Linked DNA regions of Homo sapiens: region 2 is linked to region 1. Evidence: read pairs that join two places in POLR2A ChIA-PET (ENCODE). Cell type or tissue: MCF 10A. All regions are shown on one strand. Each heading gives the region's core, and the rest is flanking DNA. Links, peaks and the distances in the headings are about the cores only. Region 1 overlaps ENTREP2 (endosomal transmembrane epsin interactor 2). Region 2 overlaps ENTREP2 (endosomal transmembrane epsin interactor 2).

What was found. Peaks named below come from ENCODE experiments on the same cell type or tissue, not always from the same donor. Only the 100,000 strongest peaks of a DNase experiment are listed, where the experiment ranks them.
Region 2: POLR2A ChIA-PET joins it to region 1 with 10 read pairs; 2 of 35 experiments call an interaction of 5 or more read pairs at or near these places.

The regions. Positions count from the first base shown.
Region 1 is chr15:29,464,750-29,475,531 of GRCh38, reverse strand. The region is part of intron 1 of ENTREP2 (endosomal transmembrane epsin interactor 2); the gene reads left to right. Among named protein-coding and RNA genes, the nearest start is that of ENTREP2, 100 kb to the left of the region's middle. In MCF 10A, for the core only: no CTCF peak of the experiment used is centred there; a DNase peak (open chromatin) is centred at 5,051.
Region 2 is chr15:29,518,607-29,529,388 of GRCh38, reverse strand. The region is part of intron 1 of ENTREP2 (endosomal transmembrane epsin interactor 2); the gene reads left to right. Among named protein-coding and RNA genes, the nearest start is that of ENTREP2, 47 kb to the left of the region's middle. In MCF 10A, for the core only: no CTCF peak of the experiment used is centred there; no DNase peak of the experiment used is centred there.

The DNA of each region.
Region 1 (10,782 bases), core at 662-8,661:
TCCTCTGCCCTGGTGGGAGTCAGCTTCGGGCCACCGCCAAGTTGAATGCATTCCAAGGTGCGGTGAGTGAACGGTCCTTCCAGATCCTGCTCTGAGGTTGGGACCCTGTGAGGTTGCTAAGGGAGCCGGATGGAGCACAGAGCATTTTTTAATGGGGCTGTGGTCACAGGACTCAGCCCTGTGCAGGGACCGCTGTGGCAGGGTGGGCCTTCCTGCTCAGGCCAGCAGTAGTGATGACACCAAGAGCGTGCGCAGATGCAGCCTGCTGTGAGCCTGTACTCTCTCAGCGTTCTGTCTCCAGCTCACCCCTTGGAAGCAGCAGTGATTATTGGCATCTGTGCAGTGAGGACTGGGGGCCCAGAAAGGCTGTCCGGGGTCCCACAGACCATTCTTGTCACCCCCTCCCACACACTCTCGCTCAGTGCCGCATGTCTTTGCTTGCTTTGGTGTGAACATGTGCTTTTTATGGTGGAGGGCCAGAATCTATTCTGGATCATACAATGTAGGGCACACAGGTTTCTGCAGGATAAAAATGTTCATACATTTGCCTTATATAAGGAGGTGCTTCCACATTGGGAAAATGGGGTTTCTTTCTATGAATAAAACTAGGAAAAATCAATATGTAATGAGCAAGATACGACATCTACACAAAAGATCCCCCGAAGAAATGACCTTGGCCGGGTGCGGTGGCTCACGCCTGTAATCCCAGCACTTCGGGAGGCTGAGGCGCGAGTAAATCACTTGAGGTCAGGAGTTCGAGACCAGCCTGGCCAACATGGTGAAACCCTGTCTGTTCTAACGATACAAAAATTAGCTGGGAGTGGTGGTACATGTCTATAATCCCAGCTACTTGGGAGGCTGAGGCACGAGAATCACTTGAACCCGGGAGGCGGAGGTTGCCATGAGCCAAGATTGTACCACTGCACTCCAGCCTGGGTGACGGAGTGAGACCCTGTCTCCAAAGGAAAAAAAAACAACAACAGAAATGACCTTGAACTGTGTGGCCAAGGAGGTACCTAAGTCCCCACGCAGTGACCAGGACATATAGATTGTCAGGGAGAGATGGAAGGACTGGACTTGACCATGAACCTGAACCGTAGTCATTTGTGTTTTAATGTGTTTGAGAAGCATGACAGTGTTTTCTGAAGGGCTGATCTGTGTGAACTGTCATCTCAGGGCCCCTACCCAGGAGGGGTGCCCTGACGCCGGGCGCAGCCTTTCTGAGACTTGGGGTAGGGTGGGGATGGCCCCCGCCCCAGCCTGGATGGCTTATCTTTGCTGGTTTCCCTGAACCGTAGGTAGCCTCTCTTCTCGCCCACCAACTCTAAACTTGGTGATTTAGGCTTTCTCCCTCCATTTCAGTGAGGTAGCAGGATGGGCACTGGTCTTTATACAATGAGGGCCTCTGCTCTCACTCCTAGTAACCGTCGCAAGCCCGTCTGTAACTAGGTCATAGGGTAGGGCAGCACGCACTGTGCTTCAGGGTTTGCTATTGAAGGCTGTAGATGGGGGTTTGAAGGTTGTCTGCAGAATCCATGGCTAGGTTCAGTGCTGTCTTCCAGGAGGCCCAGCTTGATGTGGGAGTCCGGACTGCCGTGGCCCACGGGGTGACCTTGGGTATGTTGTTGAACTGGAGCCTCCGGGGGCCTCCTAGCTTTGAGATGTCCTCGTTGTCATGAATGAGTGCTAGAGCAGCAGCATTCAGCCCGGGAGATGGGGCCGTGGCTGCGGCCGGGGCCCTGAGGTCAATTTGCCAGCAGCCTCAGGCGGTTTCTTGAACTGAGGACAGCCGGTGTCCAATGGTCCCTCGCTGCTGTGCCTGGTATTGACGTGACATAGAGTAGACGTCTTTCTGACAAGTTATTATTTCTTTCAAAAACATATTTTTCTGTTCACCCTGAGCACTGAAGTCTATCTTTTTGTTCAGAGGTCCTAAAACCAAGACCACAGGTGGCCTTCCGCTCCCAGGTATGTTTTCTTTAGCTCATGCGGTGTTTAAAAATGTTTATTTGATAACACTTAAAACTTGGGAGAGTTCACAGTACAGAATGGACTTTGAATTCTTTTGCAGAATTGGAAGATCCAGGCATGCTGGGTCTGGATTGCCGCAGGGAATCCTCTACATGGGGGGAACTGCAGCTGCCACCATCCCTCGGTGGCCTCCTTATTTTGTTGGAAGTGTTATGGTTTTCCAGGAAAAGAGACACCAACATTCAGCTATAGAAGAGGGCACATTCCAGCTGCCCAGGGACAGGTTACCCGGGTTAGTCAGAGCTGTAGCCAGAGAGGGGAAAGGAGGGGGTGGGAGCAGCCTGGGTATGGTGTGGCTGCAAGAAAGTCACACTTGTCATAGGGTGAAGCTGGGCCACCTGCTCCTCCTTCTTTCCCAAGTGAGATTGCTGGAAAAACACCGTCCTGTCCAACAGGTAAACCAGCTGTACAGTGAGTGCTGGTGAGCTGCCCCTCCCCTGCTTCCCCCACCCTCAAGAACCTACCCTGCCTCCTTTCCCCCTTCCTAACTGGCCTCTTGGGACTACTTTGAAGACTTCTCTGGTGACTGAGTGTACTGACCAGCCAGTGGCTGTTTTGTCATCCTTCAGCAGATAGTTACAATCTATTTTTTATTCTCTTTCTAGTAGTCAAATGTAAGTACTTGTATGCTTAAACCTAAAATCTTTAAAAAATGGATAAAAGGGAGATTCTTGTATTTATATCACATGTATTATTACACTAATTTATAAAATAACTTATAATATAATTGATTATAGGCCGGGTGCAGTGGCTCACACCTGTAATCTCAGCACTTTGGGAGGCCAAGGCAGATGGATCACATGAGGTCAGGAGTTAGAGACCAGCCTGGCCAACATGGTGAAACCTCATCTCTACTAAACATACAAAAATTAGCTGGGCGTGGTGGGGGGAGCCTGTAATCCCAGCTACTTGGGAGGCTGAGGCAGGAGAATTGCTTGAACCCAGGAGGCGGAGGTTGCAGTGAGCCGAGATTGCGCCATTGCACTCCAGCCTGGGCAACAGAGCGAGACTCCGTCTCAAATTTATATGTGTGTGTGTGTGTGTGTGTGTGTGTGTGTGTGTGTGTGTGTGTTGTGTGTTGTGTGTGTGTATAAAATATTTAATATTAACACACTGAAGCCAGAGCTGCCTTGTCTGAACAGTTCATCATGATGCCATTTTTAAGGTGGGTTTTGATTATCGAGACCTGCCCTTCCAGAGCTGTTTTCCTCCTGGTGCCACCTCTTCCTGAATTGTCCCTGCTGATGCTGGGTGAATTGCATGACAGGCCTGGCTTCAGCATTTAAGCGTCCCCAGAGTTGGAGACAAGGTAACAAAGGCAACACCATCAGGAGAGCTTTGTTCTGTAACATGAGCACATTGAGGCCTCATGATGATTCCTGCTTTGCATTTCTTGGGGGAAGATTGTTTTGGGGTGCTCCTCTCCCCAGCTTGTGGGGGCCCACTGCCCTGTTGCTTGGCCCAGCCCTTCTGGGCCCCCACCGCGTGCTGCTGTGTTCCACCCTCTGCTCCACCCCAGCCCTCAGGGCCACTCCTCCTTGGGTGACCACTGTCAGCATTGATCTTGAATCAGAGAGTTGTGCATGTGGACTGCAGGTTCTGATTCTCCCGGGGCTGCTGGATCAGGGCCCCCAAATCTCCACGTGTGCATGTGGGCTGCCTGCAGCTTGTTCAGAATCTTCTTTTTCAGAAGAAGGCATGAGGTAGAAAAAAGATTGAGAAACAATGTGTTGTAGATCAGTGTGACTAATTGTTTTCAAAGAAACACCCAGGGCCTTTGCACCAGAGGTGTGCTGTCCTACTGGCGGGTGCGGGGCTTACGTATTACCCCGGTGTATGCGTGCATTGCCTTTTGTGGCCCTTGGCCCCCGTGCTGCCGTGTGGGTTATGATGGGCATATGGGCTCTGGTGAGCATTTGCTTGGAGCTTTGCTACTCCCTTTATTCCTAGGGATCTGCCAGCCCTTCCTGCCACTTTGTAGCCGCTGTTCTGCCTCTCTGTTATCCCGGCGCCTCCCGGGGTCTCTCTGTTTTCTGTGCTTGTCTTTCTGTTCTCTCCTGTGCCTATTCTCAGCCACCTGTGCCCTCACTTTCTATTTGTAGCACATCCCAGTCCATGCTGGCTGCCCCTGCAGCTCGAGGGGCCGCTGTGTGGTCAGAAGTCCTTCTTGGAGCTTTTTCTATGTGCACATTCACTCTCTGCACAATGCATTAGCCAACAGTTGGGAAACGTTTTTACTCTTAGTGATGGAGCCTTTTCTACCAATGAAATCTTATGAGGAAGCTCAGTATGTGAAAATGGAGTTGATCTGGATGAAGGTGGGGCCCAGGCATTACAACCCTCTCCACTTAGCAACTCCCCACCCAGGACCATCAATGTCCCCTAGATCCTCTGGGGCTGTGTGGGGCACTATAAAAAACCAGTGCATTGGGCTGAGCTCTGCTTAATGAATTCAGGAGTCGGCAGGAAAATGTGGAGTGATTCCAATGCCCCACCTCTGTTTACTTAGCAGAGTCACTTCGAGCCATAGCCAGTATTTTGAGTTGGTCTAGTGAGATCACCTGTAATAGTGGTTGCTAATGTGAAACAAGGCATGACGTTTGTCAAATGACTGTGACTTGAGCAATTTTTAATTGTGACTTGGTATTAAGGAATGAACATTAATTACCAATTAAACAAAAAATTAATCTAGGAAGAGAATCAAGGAGGAACTGCTCACTGTCAGGGCTAGCATATCTTTGAGGGACTGTCTCATGTCAGACGTCTTGAAGGCAGAGCGTCCTTCAGGCTCATGAGCCCCGAGCTGGCCACTGTCAGGATGCTGTGGAAGAGTCACACGCATCACCTTGTCTGCCAGTGCTTGTCAGTTGATTGTGGCTTCCGGCAGCGTTTGTAGGACTGGGAAGGATTTCGAAGTGCGTCTGGGCTTCCCTGGAAAAGACCATATGGTTGATTAGTAGCGGCAGCCGCGGTGAAGGATGGGCCCTGGTTGTCCGAGTGACGAGTATTTGCCTGCCCTGGATTGCAACAGAGGTGAACTTGGCAGGAAGGAGGGAGGCGTGAGGTGAATGAAGTTTGCAAGGGAGCTGGCAGGAGGCTCCCCGAGACGAAGCAGGTAAATGTACTCTCACCTGCTGATTGATGAGTGTCCTGTAGCCCTTGGCAGGGCCCAGGACCTGTGGGCTTCACCTGTGACCTCAGTGGGCTGGCACTGCCTCAGGACCCTCCGGATGCTCAACCACACATAGAACAAACGTGGCAGTGGGGGGCACCGAGCAGCCCCTCTGCCAATCTTGAGTGGCTTTGCTGGATCCTGCCCGTGTTCACACACACGCCGTGACTGTCTGTGGTATGTGTGTGAAGGTTTTCAGTTAATTTGGGATCCATTCTTTGATCTTGTCTTAGGCTCCTTTTAGTGATTTAAAGAAATCTATTCTGCGGTTTTCAAGGCTGTGTTGAACATACATGATATTGAATCTGTGGCTTGCTTGTCAAAAAATCAGTGCTTTTAGCTCTTACTTTTGATGACCCAGGGGCACTGAATGTGGAAAAGGAGACAAAAGTACTTCTTTAGTGGTAAAGAAAATTCAACTATAGATAGAAATATGGAGGTGGCAGTTTACAACTTTAATCAGAGTCTTACGGGGGACCTGCTGGGTCCCTTCCAGGAGGCTGTCTCAAAGGTAGCCTTTGGAGCTGGAAGGGAGGCTTTTTAAAAAAAATTAATTTATTAAAAAATGTTTAATTGTGGTAAAATACACATATGTGAAACTGATCCTCTTAACCATGTTGAAGTGTACAACTCAGTGGCATTGAGTGCGTTCACACTGTTGCTCAGCCATCACCACCATCCATCTCTATAACGTTTTCACCTTCCCAAGCTGAAACTCTGTAGTCATTCAACACCAACTCCCTATTTCCCCTCCCCCGCCATGGCAACCACCACTCTACTTCTCTGTGAATCTGACTACTCCAGGTACTGCATAGAAGTGCAGTCATGCGGCTGGGAGTGGTGGCTCATGCCTGTAATCCTAGCACTTTGGGAGGCCAAGGCAGGTGGATCACTGGAGGTCAGTAGTTCGAGACCAGCCTGGCCAACATGGTGAAACCCTGTCTCTACTAAAAATACAAAAATTAGCTGGGCGTGGTGGCGTGCGCCTGTAATTCCAGCTACCCAGGAGGCTGAGGCAGGAGAATTGCTTGAACCCAAGAGGCGGAGCTTGCAGTGAGCCCAGATCACGCCACTGTACTCCAGCCTGGGCGACAGAGCGAAACTCTGTCTCAAACAAACAAACAAACAAAACAAAACAAAAAAGAAGCAGAATCTTGCAGGATTTGTCCTCTGTGACTGGCGTATTTCCCTCAGCACCATGTCCTCGAGGTTCATCCATTGGTGGATGTTGCATGTGTCAGCATTTCTGGAAGGGGGCTATCGGGATGGGGTGGAACCACCTCGGATGCTCTTCCAGCCTTATCCTAAGCCGGAGCCCTAGGGAAGAAAGGCCACTGCATTTGGCTGCATGGGGCTGCTCTGGTGGCCTTTGTGCAGGTTTTGTGTGTGTTACCTTAACGTTGGAAGAACTTTTTAAAAAATCATATTAATATATTTTTTTTGTAGCTCCACAGTTGCTTGAAGCCCTGAAAACTGGGGTTACATAAGAAAATTTTCAACAGTTTCAAAACAGATTTAATTATCATATAATTGTTAAAAATGTATGTGTTGGCTAATGATTAGAACTATATTTTAAAATCATATTCAGAAGTTTAACAAAAATGCATCCAAATTAATAATTGAAAAGCAACTTCAGACACTATTAAAGATTTAATTAGTTTAATCAACCCTGCAAATGTTCATTTGGATTATCTGTCTTGCTTTTTTTTTTTTTTTTTGAGATGGAGTTTTGCTCTCGTTGCGCAGGCTGGAGTACAATGGGGCAATCTCGGCTCACTGCAATCTCTGCCTCCTGGGTTCAAGCGATTCGCCTGCCTCAGCCTCCCAAGTAGCTGGGATTACAGGCATGCGCCACCACCCCGCCTAATTTTTGTATTTTTAGTGGAGACGAGGTTTCACTATGTTCGCCAGGCTGGTCTCGATCTCTGGACCTCAAGTGATCTGCCCACCCTGGCCTCCCAAAGTGCTAGGATTACAGGCATGAGCCACCATGCCCAGCCTGTCTTTTCTTAATCATTCACATTTAGGTACCATTGGTGGTCTAGTGATGCAAGTTAGATCCCACCCCCAGAACCAGCTTATAAAATGAATATTTGCTGTCTTGGAATTTCTTAATTATGTTCAGTATACATTTAGAAATATTTATGGCTTTACAGTCGATCACTGTTGGAAGGAGGGTGCTCCCAGTATTGGAAACACTGTCCTAGGTTCTTTGGGGGAATAAAAACAATGCATGATGATCTTGCTTTCAAGCAGCTTGTCTTCTGTCCGGCACGTACCATCCACTTGCAGGAGAAAGAGCTGTGAGCCTTGTGCTGTGGTGCAAGGTCTTTAGGCAGCGGTTTGTTTGGCATCTGGAGGCAGGAACAATCAGAAGAGGCTTCAGGGAGGGGCAGAGCTGGAGCTAGCCATGATTGCTGGGTGGCTTTCATCCAGTGGATAACAGAGAAGGGCAGTGGGTTGTGGGTACCCCAAGTTAGGCACAGGGGAGCAGAAACAGAGTGTGATTGAAGGCTGGTAAGTCATGCTGCAGAAAGGCCAGTCTGGAAGGGGAACAGAGCTGGACACTGCCTTCTGTGCCTGGCCATAGATGGTCTTAATTGGGCTACGGATGTTCAACTTCCTCAGAGTAACGTGTGTTCCTCTAAGGAGTGATGTGATGAAAGCAGGGGGATGTGGTAGTTTCACCGGGTGGTCTCTGTGCATTGAATCTCTTTGACACAGCCTTGGAAGGGCCTATAACTAGGACAGCCCAACCACAAAGCACTGCAGCCTTCAAAAGCATCCTCTTAACCTGCATCTCACACTGTGTTCCCATCGAACACTCAGGTGGCCGTTTCCTTGGCGTTTTAGCTGAGCCACCCTGGAAATGGAACAGTACTTTATTCTAGCCATTTAGTTTCTGAAGGGAACAGGCATGTTCTGCCTTTATTCATCCCTGTTTACTGATAGATGAACAGACCACAAGTCTGGCAGTTTGCATTTTGCATTTTGGCAGTGACTTGGATTTGAACTTTGGGTGGAACACTACCTAAGCACATCTTTAAAACATGGCTTCCTTTCTTGTCCATTGTTCACTCCAATAGCCTGAGAGGCATCTCGATTTCTCCTTTTCCTTTAGCCCTGCCCATCGCTTTGCCGCAGGACACACCCAGGCTGGATTCCCTCCCTCCACCCCTGCTGCTGTTCCTCTGGAGGAGCTCCAGTTTTACTTGGGGGCTGCAGCATCCTCCCCTGGGCCCTCCCCTGGGGCCATCAGCATCCTCCCCTGGGCCCTCCCCTGGGGCCATCAGCATCCACCCCTGGGCCCTCCCCTGGGGCCATCAGCATCCTCCCCGGGCCCTCCCCTGGGGGCTGCAGCATCCTCCCCTGGGCCCTCCCCTGGGGGCTGCAGCATCCTCCCCTGGGCCCTACCCTGGGGGCTGCAGCATCTTCCCCTGGGCCCTTCCCTGGGGGCTGCAGCATCCTCCCCTGGGCCCTCCCCTGGGGGCTGCAGCATCCTCCCCTGGGCCCTCCCCTGGGGGCTGCAGCGTCCTCTCCTGGGCCCTCTCCTGGGGGCTGCAGCGTCCTCTCCTGGGCCCTCCCCTGGGGGCTGCAGCATCCACCCCTGGGCCCTCCCCTGGGGCCATCAGCATCCTCCCCGGGCCCTCCCCTGGGGGCTGCAGCATCCTCCCCTGGGCCCTCCCCTGGGGGCTGCAGCATCCTCCCCTGGGCCCTACCCTGGGGGCTGCAGCATCCTCCCCTGGGCTCTCCCCTGGGGGCTGCAGCATCCTCCCCTGGGCTCTCCCTTGGGGGTGCAGCGTCCTCTCCTCGGCTCTTCCCAGGGGGCTGCAGCATCCTCCCCTGGACCCTCCCCTGGGGCCATCAGCATCCTCACCTGGGCCCTCCCCTGGGTGCAGCAGTGTCCTCCCCTGGGGGCTGCAGCGTCCTCTCCTGGGCTCTCTCCTGGGGGCTGCAGTGTCTACCTTGCTGGCTGGTCTCTTTTCTGTCTTTCCTGCTTCTCTGCTGACCATCTCCACCCAGCAGCCAGAGTGACCATGACAGAAACATAAAGCAGACATCATTGTTCTCTTGTGTAGTCTCTCTCACTGCTTTCTTGCTCTCCCCTCCTTTCTTCTTTAACCTGCCCTTTGAGGCACTGTTGCTCGGAGCTGCTCTCACTGGCCCTTCCTGCTGAACTCATGCCTCGCTCCATCATGCCATCATCTTGGTTTTCCTGATCCTCAAACCATATGCTTCCAGCTTCAGGGGCTGGTTGCCCTCTCTGCCGGTACAGAGAACAGCACCTGGTACATAACTGGCACTCAGTAAATATTTGTTGGATAAATGAATGAACCTGGCAGTTCATCAGTATTTGGCAGAGCCAGGCCTGGCCCAATCTAGCTTCAGCAATGCCAGATCTCAGGCCACAAACAAAGGAGCTACCTGCTTCCTCGAGACCTTATCAAATCTGAACATTGTTAGGTATACCCTGATGTCTCGAAAGAAGAAGTCGGTCAGGTATTAGGACTAATTAAATGTTAGTGTTAGGCAATTTTTATTATAAACTTGATAGACTCTTCCTTTTAAAGAATTATAAAAATTATTTATAACTGTCATCCCAAAGAACTAATGATTTATGTTAAATATCTTTATGTTGGGGTTTGATTGTTGATTGTATTTATAATGGACCATACAATTTGAGAATCAAAGACTCAGAGTCAGGAAGCCTTTAGAGTACATCCAGGATTGCCTGGCTGCGGTCAGGACTTAGCAAATGGAAGTTGTTATTTTCATCACTGTTACTCTTTTACTGTAGGGTATCAGAAGGTGTTTATGGTCCACTTAAGTCAATCCTCTGCAGAGTGCACAGTCCTTCAGTGGCATTTCTGATGTGTGGGCACTCCGTTTCCCTGAGCTGGGGATGGGGAGCTTGCAGTGTCACGTGGCTCAGTTGTCAGGCAGCTTTAACTAGAGCCAAATCTATTTTTGGACAATGATTCTGTTTGCCTGGCTCTTCCTGGAGAACCAAGAAATGTCCTTACTTCCCTTCCAACATTGAAGTTCTGCAAATGGAGAAAACCACTTCTGCACCCCATTCCCTGCATAGCTCTTTTTTCTGCTTGCACATTTGAAGGCTGGTCACCCAGTTTTCATCTGGTGGCTTCTGGGCATCTTGTCACTTTGGACATGGCACCAGTGCTGAGTGGGGGTTATATCGGGGGCAGACATTGGGTGGTTTCCACTATGGCCTGGGCAGCTCCCAACCGCATCGTCACTGCCTCAGGTGAAGGGGCTGCTCCTCCTCTAAAGCCCCATGCTTTTTTCCTTTCCACTGTGTCCTACAGCTCATGGCAGTTAATGAATTGTGGTACCAAATTGCGGAACATTTGTAAGACTGATAAATTCATCTGTTCGCTTTAAAAGTTAGCATTCCAGCCTGTTGAGATGATCTCATCTTGATTGGGAGGCTCGTCTCTGAGGGTACAGGCCCGATGGTGTCAGCCTGTTTTAAACAAGTTCCCCGTCCTGCATCCAGGCTGGGCCGGAGCTCTGTGGCTGGACCAACTGCTCCTGCTGTTTCCGAGGTTGTGCCATGA
Region 2 (10,782 bases), core at 2,036-10,035, 52 kb before region 1:
TTAACCTGCCTCACCAATGGCACCAATCATCCTCAAACTTCTTTTGACTTCATAGAGAAGATACTCAGAAACTGAGTGAGGCGTAGCCTTCCTGTGCCTTTACTGGATTAGCTACCACACACCCCTCCACACCCTCACACACCCCTCCACACCCTCACACACCCCTCCACGCCCTCACAACCCCACCTTTATGTGGACCCTCTGCCACTTGCAGCTCTTGGGAGCTTATGTGCCCACAGCTCCTTGACCGGACATGCAAGAGGCTTTTGTTTTGCAGGTTGGAGAATCCCAGGGAAGACTCAAATAGGCTGGTTTCATGTCATGGTCCTATCTCTGGACTAGCCACAGTGGCTGGGGAGGGGCTAGAAAGAGTATAATTGGAAGTTTCAAGTACAATCACATGGGACAAAGGAGAATTTACAAGAAGAATAGAGTTTTACGCAGATAAAACAATACATATCACTTGAGTAACATAGTTTTACCCAGTTATTTTTAATGGTTGTATATACAAAATTTTATGAACATAATCTATATAACTGTTCTGCGATGGATGGAGTTTAGACAGTTCCATTTGAAACACAAAAAATGTGATTTTCAAGTGCAGAGATCTGAAATTAAGTGAATTACCTGTGAGTGGGCCTTTAAGTGAATTACGAAAGAGCGTTGGCATATAGATTTCATGGTGGAGCTAATCCTACTATCTAGAATTACAGTTCTTTGTAATGAGACCTTTGGACTTGATTTGCTATCAGAAGATGTGTTTGGTGAGGAAGTATCATTTGACTCATTTCAGGGGCTCTGTTTTTACATCTTTATTTTTGGGTTCCTTTATCATTGGAAACTGGCTTGTTATCTTTCAAGTGGGCACAAGGCCAGTGGACCAGATGGTCTGTACTGTAGGCTTGCTAGGCAGGAATGTGTCACTCTCACTTGGGTACTAGCGGCTGGATTTCTACTGGGAGTGGGGAGCCAAGAGGAGGAGCATCACTTCATTAGTTTGGAAGGACATGCAGCTTCTCTTCCAACTCATCCTATTTTTTTTTTTTTTTGGTCAGCCTTTAACATTGAGACTGTATCTTCTTATTTTGAAGGACTTTGAGGTTTTACAAATCTTGATGGGATTTTTATGGAATGCAATCTCAGATGCTGTCACATGATACTACGGACCACCCAATATCAAGGATCTGACCCCGTCAGATGACCCCTTGAATTTTGGTATAATGCCATCACAACCTGTCATTTGTTGTGCTTATTGTTTGCGTCTGTTCACCAGGAGGTCTGCTCCCCAGGGCAAGGATCATGGAGTTTGTCACCTTCACCTAGCACAGCACCTGGAAGGTAGGGGAGCTCAGTGAGTGTTTGCCAAATGGATGAATGCACGGTGTCTGCAGGGCGGATGTGTGCAGAGAGGCCTCAGTTATGGTGCACTGGTGTGTTGCTGGAGTGAAGCAAGGTCTCATCAGCCCTAGTTTGTCATAATCTTAGCAGCGAAACCAGCAAGCCCGTGAGAATGGAGACCCCTGTGAATCAGAGGGGTCCGCTGAAGCATCCTTACTGAGGGGGGCTTACTTTGAATTCATGGACCCTGGGGTGAATTTCCTGGGGTGAGACCTTGAGATTACATACAGATCCTTGTGTGTTGTGTGTGTGTTTATTTTTCTGGGGAGAGGAGTCCAGCTTCTATAAGCTTCTCCATGGCTCATGAAGAATGGTGGTGGCAAGATTACAGGGTCTGCAGTGGATGCCTTCTGTTGGCACATCTCTGATTTTGTGCCCTGGGGAGGAAGTGAGGCAGGTGATCTTGGGAATTACCTAGGAGTAAAGTAGTAAATTCTGTGTTTCATTTCACACGAGACTAAATTTCAGTGGGGAAGATGAGAAGGATTTTGTGAAATACCTGAGCCTACAACAGGGACACAAACTATTGATTGTTGGGATTATTTTTCTAGGAATGTTTTAGACAGATTTGTTTTCCTAAAGACTCATCAGCTGATCGTGGGGTGGCTGGGGGGCATCATGTGAAGCAGTGTTTCTCAAAGGTATTTTCCCATGGAACCCCCTTTTTAATGGGACATCTACTTAGATCTCACAGACTAATTAGAAAATGTCCTGAAACCCAGCAAAGGTTGGGCCGATGAAACAGAGCGAGCAGGTGCATACGGATGGCATTGGATGCAGGCAGGCAACAAATTGAAGAGTGTGGAGAAACGGGGGCATGGCCTGGCCATGAGGAATTTCCTCAGTATTTAGAAGCTCAGGAGAGCAGGCTGAGCTGCCACAGGAAACCAAGAAAGTGTGGCCAGATCTGGGGGAAAAGCAGGAGGGTGTGGTTTCAAGGATGTTGAAAGCAGAAAATATCAGCAGAAGGAAAGTGTGGCCAAATGGGTTGGTGACAACTGAGAAGCTGAGCAAATGGACAAACACGTGCCCCCCGGATTCCACAGCATGGAGATCGTTAGTGACCATTTGAGGACAGGTTTTGTGGAAAATCAGTGAGGAGGCCAGATGGGAGTGATGGAAGGGAGAGTGGGAGTGTGGAGGCAGACATGGTTCTCTGGGGGTGTTAGGTTGGCACGACTGGAAAGATGGGAAGGTATGGGGCAAACATGATCCTTTCCAGGCTGGGCACAGTGGCTCAGACCTGTAATCCCAGCACTTTGGGAGGCTGAGGCGGGAGGATTGCTATGGCCCAGGAGTTTGAGACCAGCCTGGGCAATATCGTTAAGACACCATCTTTAAAAAAAAAAAAATTTTTTTATAGTAGCCAGGTGTGGTGACATGTGCCTATAGTCTGTTACTCAGGAGGCTGAGGTGGGAGGATTGCTTGAACCCAGGAGTTTGAGGCTGCAGTGAGCTATGATCACGCTATTGCACCCTAGCCTGGGTGATGGAATGAAACCCTGTCTCTGAAAAAAAGAAAATACTCTGTACAGGGGGAGATTAAGAAGTAGCAGTCTGTGGGCTGTGGCTTGCCTCTAAGGTGGGAATTTATCAGTGGGGGTTGGAGGAAAGAGGGAATGATGTGGAGAGTCAGAGGCTGTCCAAGAGGGACACCATCTTTGAGAAGCGTGAGGGGAGCCTTGGTTTTTGGAAGATGGACACTTTCCCTGTAACAAGAGAGAGTTGTGATCCTATTTTTTCTTTTCTTTTTTAACCAGATGATTGAGTTGTTTGCAAGTGCCTTTCAGTTCACTCTACAGAAAAGCTTTTTGCCAGGTGTAGCACTATATCACGTACATGGAATTTTAATTTTACTTTTTGCATCCAAGCTTGCACAATCAATTCTTGTACTTCAGGGTATAGAATGTACCTTTCTCCTGCCATAGCATATTAAATCTACCCATTGGAAACATTTGCATTTAATAAATACAGAATTGATTAGCTCATTCTTGAAATAAATCAGTTAAACTTGTGCTTTTTGAAGTTGAAGAAATTACTTTCGTAGTTACTAAAGAATGTGCATGTCAGGAAAGGAGGGCCTTATTTCTGTGTTTTTACTTTCTGTTTGTGGTTAGGTTTTTATTTTTGTTTTCTGGGTATACAGTTCTGAGAATTGTAATACATGTATCCATTCCTGTTACCATCACCAAAATCAGGTTAGAGACCAGTTTCATTACCTTGTAAAATGGCTTCATCTTGTGATACCCCTCTCAAACCCATGCCAGCCACCAACTACTGACCAGTTCTCCATACTATAGTTTTGTCTTTTGCGGAATATTATGTGAATGGAATTATACCGCATATAACCTTTTGAGACTGGCCTTTTTCACTCAGCATAAAGCCTTTGAGATTCATCCATGTTGTTTCATGTGCCTAGTTTAGCCCCTTTAATTGCCTGGTAGTATCCCAGTGGGTGGCTACACCACAGTTTGTTACTCATTTACCTCTTGAAAGAATTTTGGTAGTGGTCTATTTTCTTAACATTTAGCAAAATGTTTTTGAGGTTCGTCTATTTTGTGAGCATCTAATAATACTTTATTTCATTTTATGGCTGAATAGTATTCCAGTAAACAGTTGTATATTCCATTGTTTATCCATGCATCGCATGATGGACATTGGTTGTTATGCGTGATGCTGCTGTGAACATTCCTGTACAAGTTTTGGAGTGAACACATGTTTTCAGTTCTTGGGTATGTACCTAGGAATAGAATTACTGGGTCATATGTAACTATGGATTTAACCATTTGAGGAACTGCCAAATTGTTTTCTAAAGTGTCTTCATTTTACATTCTTACTGAAAGACAGGACTAGCTGGATTTCCTAGGCCGACTAAGAATTCCTAAGCCTAGCTGGGAAAGGTGATCACACCTGCCTTTAAACACGGGGCTTGTAACTCAGCTCACACCCAACCAATCAGGTAGTAAAGAGGGCTCACTAAAATACAAACTAGGCTAAAGCAAGAGGTAAAGAAATAGTGAAATCATATATCGCCTGAGAGCACAGGGGGAGGGACAATGATCGGGATATAAACCCAGGCATTCGAGCCGGGAGTGGGCAACCCCCTTTGGGTCCCCTCCCTTGTATGGGAGCTCTATTTTCACTCTATTAAATCTTGCAACTGCACACTCTTCTGGTCCATGTTTGTTATGGCTTGAGCTGAGCTTTCGCTCGCTGTCCACCACTGCTGTTGGCTGCCATTGCAGACCTGCCACTGACTGACACCCCTCTAGATCTGGCAGGGTGTCTGCTGTGCTCCTGATCCAGCGAGGCGCCCATTGCTGCTTCCGACTGGGCTAAAGGCTCGCCATTGTTCCTGCACGGCTGAGTGCCCAGGTTCATCCTAATCGAGCTGAACACTAGTCGCTGGGTTCCATGGTTCTCTTCCGTGACCTACGGCTTCTAATAGAGCTATAAAACTCTGGAATCCATAAGGCCAAGAACCCCAGGTCAGAGAACAAAAGGCTTGCTGCCATCTTGGGAGTGGTCTGCCACATCTTGGGAGCTCTAAGAACAAAGACCTGCCCGTAACATTACCAACAATGTGTGGGGGTTCTACTTCACATCCTCACCAACACATGTATTTTCTAGTTTTTTTTATTACAGCCATCCTTGTGATTGTGATGTGCTTTCTTGCTGTGGTTTTGATGTGCTTTTCCCTCCTGACTAGAGATGTTGAGCATCTTTTCATGTGCTTATTGGTCCTTCAAATCTCTTTTTGGAGAAATGTCTATGCAAATCCTTGGCTCATTTTCCAATTGAGTTGTCTTTTTATTATTGAGTTGTAACAGTTATTTATGTATTTTGGATACTAGACCTGTACAGACATATGATTTACAATTTTTTTCTTCCAGTTTGTAGATTGTCTTTCTTTCTTGATGGTGTCCATTGAAGCACAAAATTTGTAATTTTGATGATATCCCATCTATTTTTTTGTTTGCTTGTTCTTCTGGTATCATAGCTAAGAAAACATTGCCTAATCCAACATCATGAAAATTTACATCTATATCTTTTTCTAAGAGTTTCATAGTTTTACCTCTTATATTTAGGTCTTTGATCAATTTTGACTTAAATTTTGTATATGATATGAGACAAGGGTTCAATTTTATTCTTTCACATGTGGCTATCTAGTTGTCCCAGCACCATTTGTTGAAAAGACTGTTCCTTTTGCATTATACTGACTTGACACTCTTGTTGAAAATCAATTGACTATAAATGTATGGGCTTATTACAGTAGCTTTGTAGTAAGTTTTGAAATCAGGAAATGTGAATCTTCCAACTTTGATTTCCCAAGATTGTTTTGGCTATTCTGGATCCAAGCATTTCCGTATGAATTACAGGATCAACTTGTCCATTTTTGCAAAAAAAAAAAAAAAAAAAAAAAAAAAAATCTAGCTGGGATTTTTATAAGGGTTGTGTTGAATTTGTAGAACATTTTGGAGAATATTGCCATCCAAACAATATTGTCTTCCAGCTCAGAAGCATGGGATGTCTTTTCTTTAAGCTTTCTTCAATTCATTTCAATGATCTTTTCTAGTTTTTAGTGTACAAGTTATATCTCTTTTGTTAAGTTTATTCCTAAGTATTGTATTTTTTATGCTGTTATAAATGGAATTGTTTTCTTCACTTTAGTTTTTGATTGTTTATTGCACATGTACAGGAATCTCAGATTTCTGTGTATTGATTTTTGTACCCTGAAACCTTGCTGAACTCATTTATTACCTCTAACAGTATTTTTGTGGATTCCTTAAGATTTTCTAAGGAAGTCATCTGCAAATGTTACTTTACTACTCAGCCAGGCAGGCAGTTGACAGCCCTACCTTCGTCTTCCCTTCCTGCTTGTGCAAAGCCTCAAGGTCAGTCGGAGATGAGAGCTTAGGGCCTTCCCAGGCCTTTCCTGAGCATGAACACAGTGCTTGGCATGTACACAGCCTGTGTGCATGTGGCCTTTTAATTTTCAGCACTTTATTGGAGTTTTTCAAAGGACCTACAGACGTTTCATTCCATGGCTTTTTCCTTTAAGCTTTTTGGTTAGCCTCTTTTTGCCTTTTTGTTAACCACCACCTCTAGCAGCTGTTGTGGTTAATGATCACCTTCAACTGTTTTCAGCAAATGCCCCGAGGCTAAAGACATGTCACACTGAGCAAGGTCTGAGTCAGGTCAAATAAAAACAGCCTTCTAGGTGGTTTCTTCTAGAGAAACATCAGACAGGTCATTTCATGTCAGTTCTCTGGGAATGAGAATTTGAAGGAGCTCCAGCCATGTTTTGCCAGGGTTCTCACATGCACTGTGATTGTGGGCTATTGGTTTGCAAGGCTCCTGCCGAGACGGGTAGGTGGGAAGGGAATAGCACCAAGCTAATGTGCCACAAAGCTCACCTGTTCTTACCGAGATTCAGACATTTTTCTTGAGGAAGCACTCATCAGATTGCTGCAATCTGTTTTTAATTTTTAGGGTTCTGAAAAAGTTGATTCTGACACTTTCTGCCAGTTTTCTCATTGATTTTATGGAAGAGAGAATTTTCATTGGTCTTCAACTCTGGCATTTTTGTTGACATCATTTTTATTAAAGTTTGAGGATTCTTTTTATGTTCTAGGTACAAGACCTGTATCAGCTATATGCTTTGTAAATATCTTCTCCTGGAATGTGTCTTGTATTTTCATTCCCTTTACAGTGTGTTTTGAAGATGCCACATTTAAAATTTTGTTGTCATATGTAATAAATCTTTGCCTAATCCAGAGTTATAAAGATTTGTTTCCATTCTTTCCTTTACAGATTTTATAGTTTCATGTTTTACATTTATGTCTGTGATTCATTTGAAACTAACTCCTTTATGTGGTATGAGATATGGATTGAGGTTTATTTCATCTTTTCCCCAGATGGATATCCAGTTTTTCCAGCACCATTTGTTGAAAAGACTATCCTTTCCTCGCAGAATTGCTTTTGCACCTCTATCAAAGATTTTTTTCTGTATATGTGTGGATCTATTTCTGCAGTAGAGATTATACTGTATTGGTCTACTTGTCTGTCTTGATGCCAACACCACACTGTCTTAATTAATGTGTTTTAAAAATGTGTGTGTGTGTGTGTTTAAGTGTATGTATATATTCTGATGAGGAACAATGTCTCTGGATCAGAGGAAATATTTTATATTCACAGTGCCAACTAGTGTCAATTCCCCAAGGGACAGTGTGGTCAGTGCCACTTACTCCCCTGTGCGTGCAGTGCTGTTCAGGAGAGGCCCCTGAATTGCTATAGGGTGTCTAATAACTTTGCCCTTTTTCTGCCCCAGAGACAAAGAGGGAGAGACTCTTACTCTGCAATCTAAACAAATCCTCTCTGGGGAGAGGAGGAAAGTTCCCTAGTTTTATTTTACTGAAAGGTAGCAAATGGTTGCAAGACAGATATGTCTCTAAATCTCTCCTGGGCGTTATACTACTTCTAGCTTTCAAGGCATTCAAATCCTCTATCCTTATTTTTACAGTGCTGCTTGTTTAGAAAAACCACATATGCAGAAGTTCATGGAGAATTGTCTGTTAACATACTTTGACTTAATTCTTGAAACCTCTTGAAAGGTTATGTTAATTCTCTTTGTTCCTCTTCTTCAAAGTTGTTGCGGCTATGCTATATCCTTTGAATTTCTGTGCGAATTTTAGAATTAGTTTGTCAGTTTTAGAACAAAGCCTGCTGGGATGTTGATTGGAATTACACTAACTCTGTACATCAGGATTTTTCCACCTCGGCACTGGGAGTGTTGACATTTTGGGCTGGATAATTCTTTGTTGTGGGGCTGTCTTCTGCATTGTGGGGTGGGTAGCAGCATCCCATCCTTTACTCATTAGATGGCAACAGTACCTTCTGCCACCAAGTAGGGACAACCAACAGTGCCTCCAGACATTACCAAATATCTCCCGGAGTGACAAAATCACCCGTGGTTGAAAAGCACTTCTACAGATCAACTTGGGGAGAGTTGATGTCATAATAATATTGAGTCCTCTGCCCTATGAATACATTATATCTTCCCAATTATTTGGTCTTTAATCTTTCTCTACAGTAGTTTGTAGTTTACAGTGTACAGGAGTTACTTATCTTTTGTCAGATTTCTTCCTATTTATTTTACAGACTTTGATGCTATTGTAAATGGTATTGTTTTTAAATTTAACTTTCTGATTACTTACTACTAGTGTATAGAAATACAGTTGCATCTTGTATATTGCTCTTGTATTCTGCAGCCCTGCTAACCTAAACTCACTTATTAGTTCTTGTAGGTTTTCATAAAATACTTCAATTTTGTTTTTTATTCCAATGCAGTTTTTTAGCTTTACATTGTATGTGGATTACTCTTTTATTCTTCTAATTTTTTTTTTTTATAGGAAACATGGGCAGTGTTTTGTAGAATTGATGGGTACAATTTAATATAGGGTCAGGTGACCAGACTCAGGATTCCATTGTTTCTTGGTGAAAAATATTGATAGTGAGTAATCTAGATAATTTTGGAAGCATGAAGGTAGAAAGTGAATTCATAGGTCACATATCACAGGTTGAATGGGTCTCTGACAGTCAGTTTGCTATTTGATCACCTAAATAAATAATTGTTTGCATTGGTCAGCTTTAGTTGAGACTTTTAAAAATGTATATCTGCCTGCTATATTTATGGAGAATATTATTTTTGTTCTTCAATAACACTTCAGATGAAGCTAGAACTATTCTTCAATTTGTAGGTTGTAGACTTTGCCATTTAGAAAAACATTAATTTTTATCCATGTCACATAATGCACATTTGGCCCTTCAAAGAGTGCAGGGGTTAGGGGACCCGTCATGCGCATCCATGTGAAGAGAGTCCACCAACAGGCTTTGTGTGAGCAACAAGGCTGTTTATTTTACTTGAATGCAAGTGGGCTGAGTGGGGCAGTTTTACAGGATTTGGGTAGGTAGTGGAAAATTACAGTTAAAGGTGGTTATCTCTTACAGGCAGGGGCGGGGGTCACAAGGTGCAGGGTGGGTAGATTTTGAGACTCATTGTCCAGGGGAGGAATGTCACTAGGTCGATTGATTAGTTGGGGTGGGGCAGGAACAAATCACAATGGTGGAATGTCATCAATTAAGGCAGGAACTGCCTATTTTCACTTCTTTGGTGGTTCTTCAGTTGCTTCAGGCCATCTGGATGTATACTGCAGGTCACAGGGCATATGATGGCTTAGCCTGGGCTCAGAGCCCTGATGGGACCCAACCTCCCTCACAGTCAGAAATCCATGTATAACTTTTGACTTCCCCCAAACTTAACTACTAATAGCCTACTGTTGACTGGAAGCCTTACTAATAAACACGGTCAATTAACACATTATGTAGGTTACATGCATTATATACTGTATTTTTGCAATAAAGTAAGCCAGAGAAAAGAAATGTTAATAGGAAAATCATAAGGAAGAGAAAATATATTTACTATTTATAAGTGGAGGTGGGTCATCATAAAGGTCTTCATCTTTGTTGTAGTCTTCATATTGAGTGGGCTGAGTAGAAAAGGAAGAGGAGGGCTTGGTCTTGCTATCTCGGGGTGGCAGAGGAGGAAGAGGCAGAGGAAGTAGGAGGGGCAGCAGGAGAGGCAGGCACACTCAGTGTAACTTTGATGGAAAAAAATCCACATATAAGTGGACTCGCCCAGTTCAAACCTGTGCTGTTCCAAGGTCAGCTGTATATTTATTGATAATCCTGAAGTTGTACTTGAGCTCCCAACTTTAGCTTAAAGGGGACTTTTTATCTACTCTGTGTGTGTATGTGTGTGTGTGTGTGTGAGAGAGAGAGAGAGAGAGAAAGAGGTGTATATTATTTTAGAATACCAAGAAATGTAGTGCTCCAAATAAATATGCAGGCTTGTTTTCCTGACTTGGTAAGAGGACTTGGTGCTTTTACTGAGAACAGCTTGGGGAGCATTTCAGGCAGTCTCTGAAGTACTCACTGGTGGAGAGGGATTTTCTTCCATAGAGCAAGGGTCTGCTTTTGTGTCGCAGTAGTGCACACCTTTCTTTGGAAAAGAGTTAGCAGTTCCTCTTGAAACGCCCTTGATCTCTGTTGTCCTTGTCATCTGTGACCTTCCTCTCTGTTCTTGCCATAAGAGGCTTTGTCAGGTGGTGGTCTTTTTCATTTTGACATTCTGGGAGAATTTCTGAAGCTTTCCCCTGTGTCACTAGTTTGGTTTTCCAGGGTGTAGGTTCTGATTTTTACTTCCTTCAGCGTGGGTTTCCCCCTGTGGTTATAGCTGTTGTCTCCATGGCATTCCTGTTGACCTCATCTGGCTCCATGCCTGTGGCCTTCCTCCTGCCCTTCCCGGCTGTCTACCCTGGATTC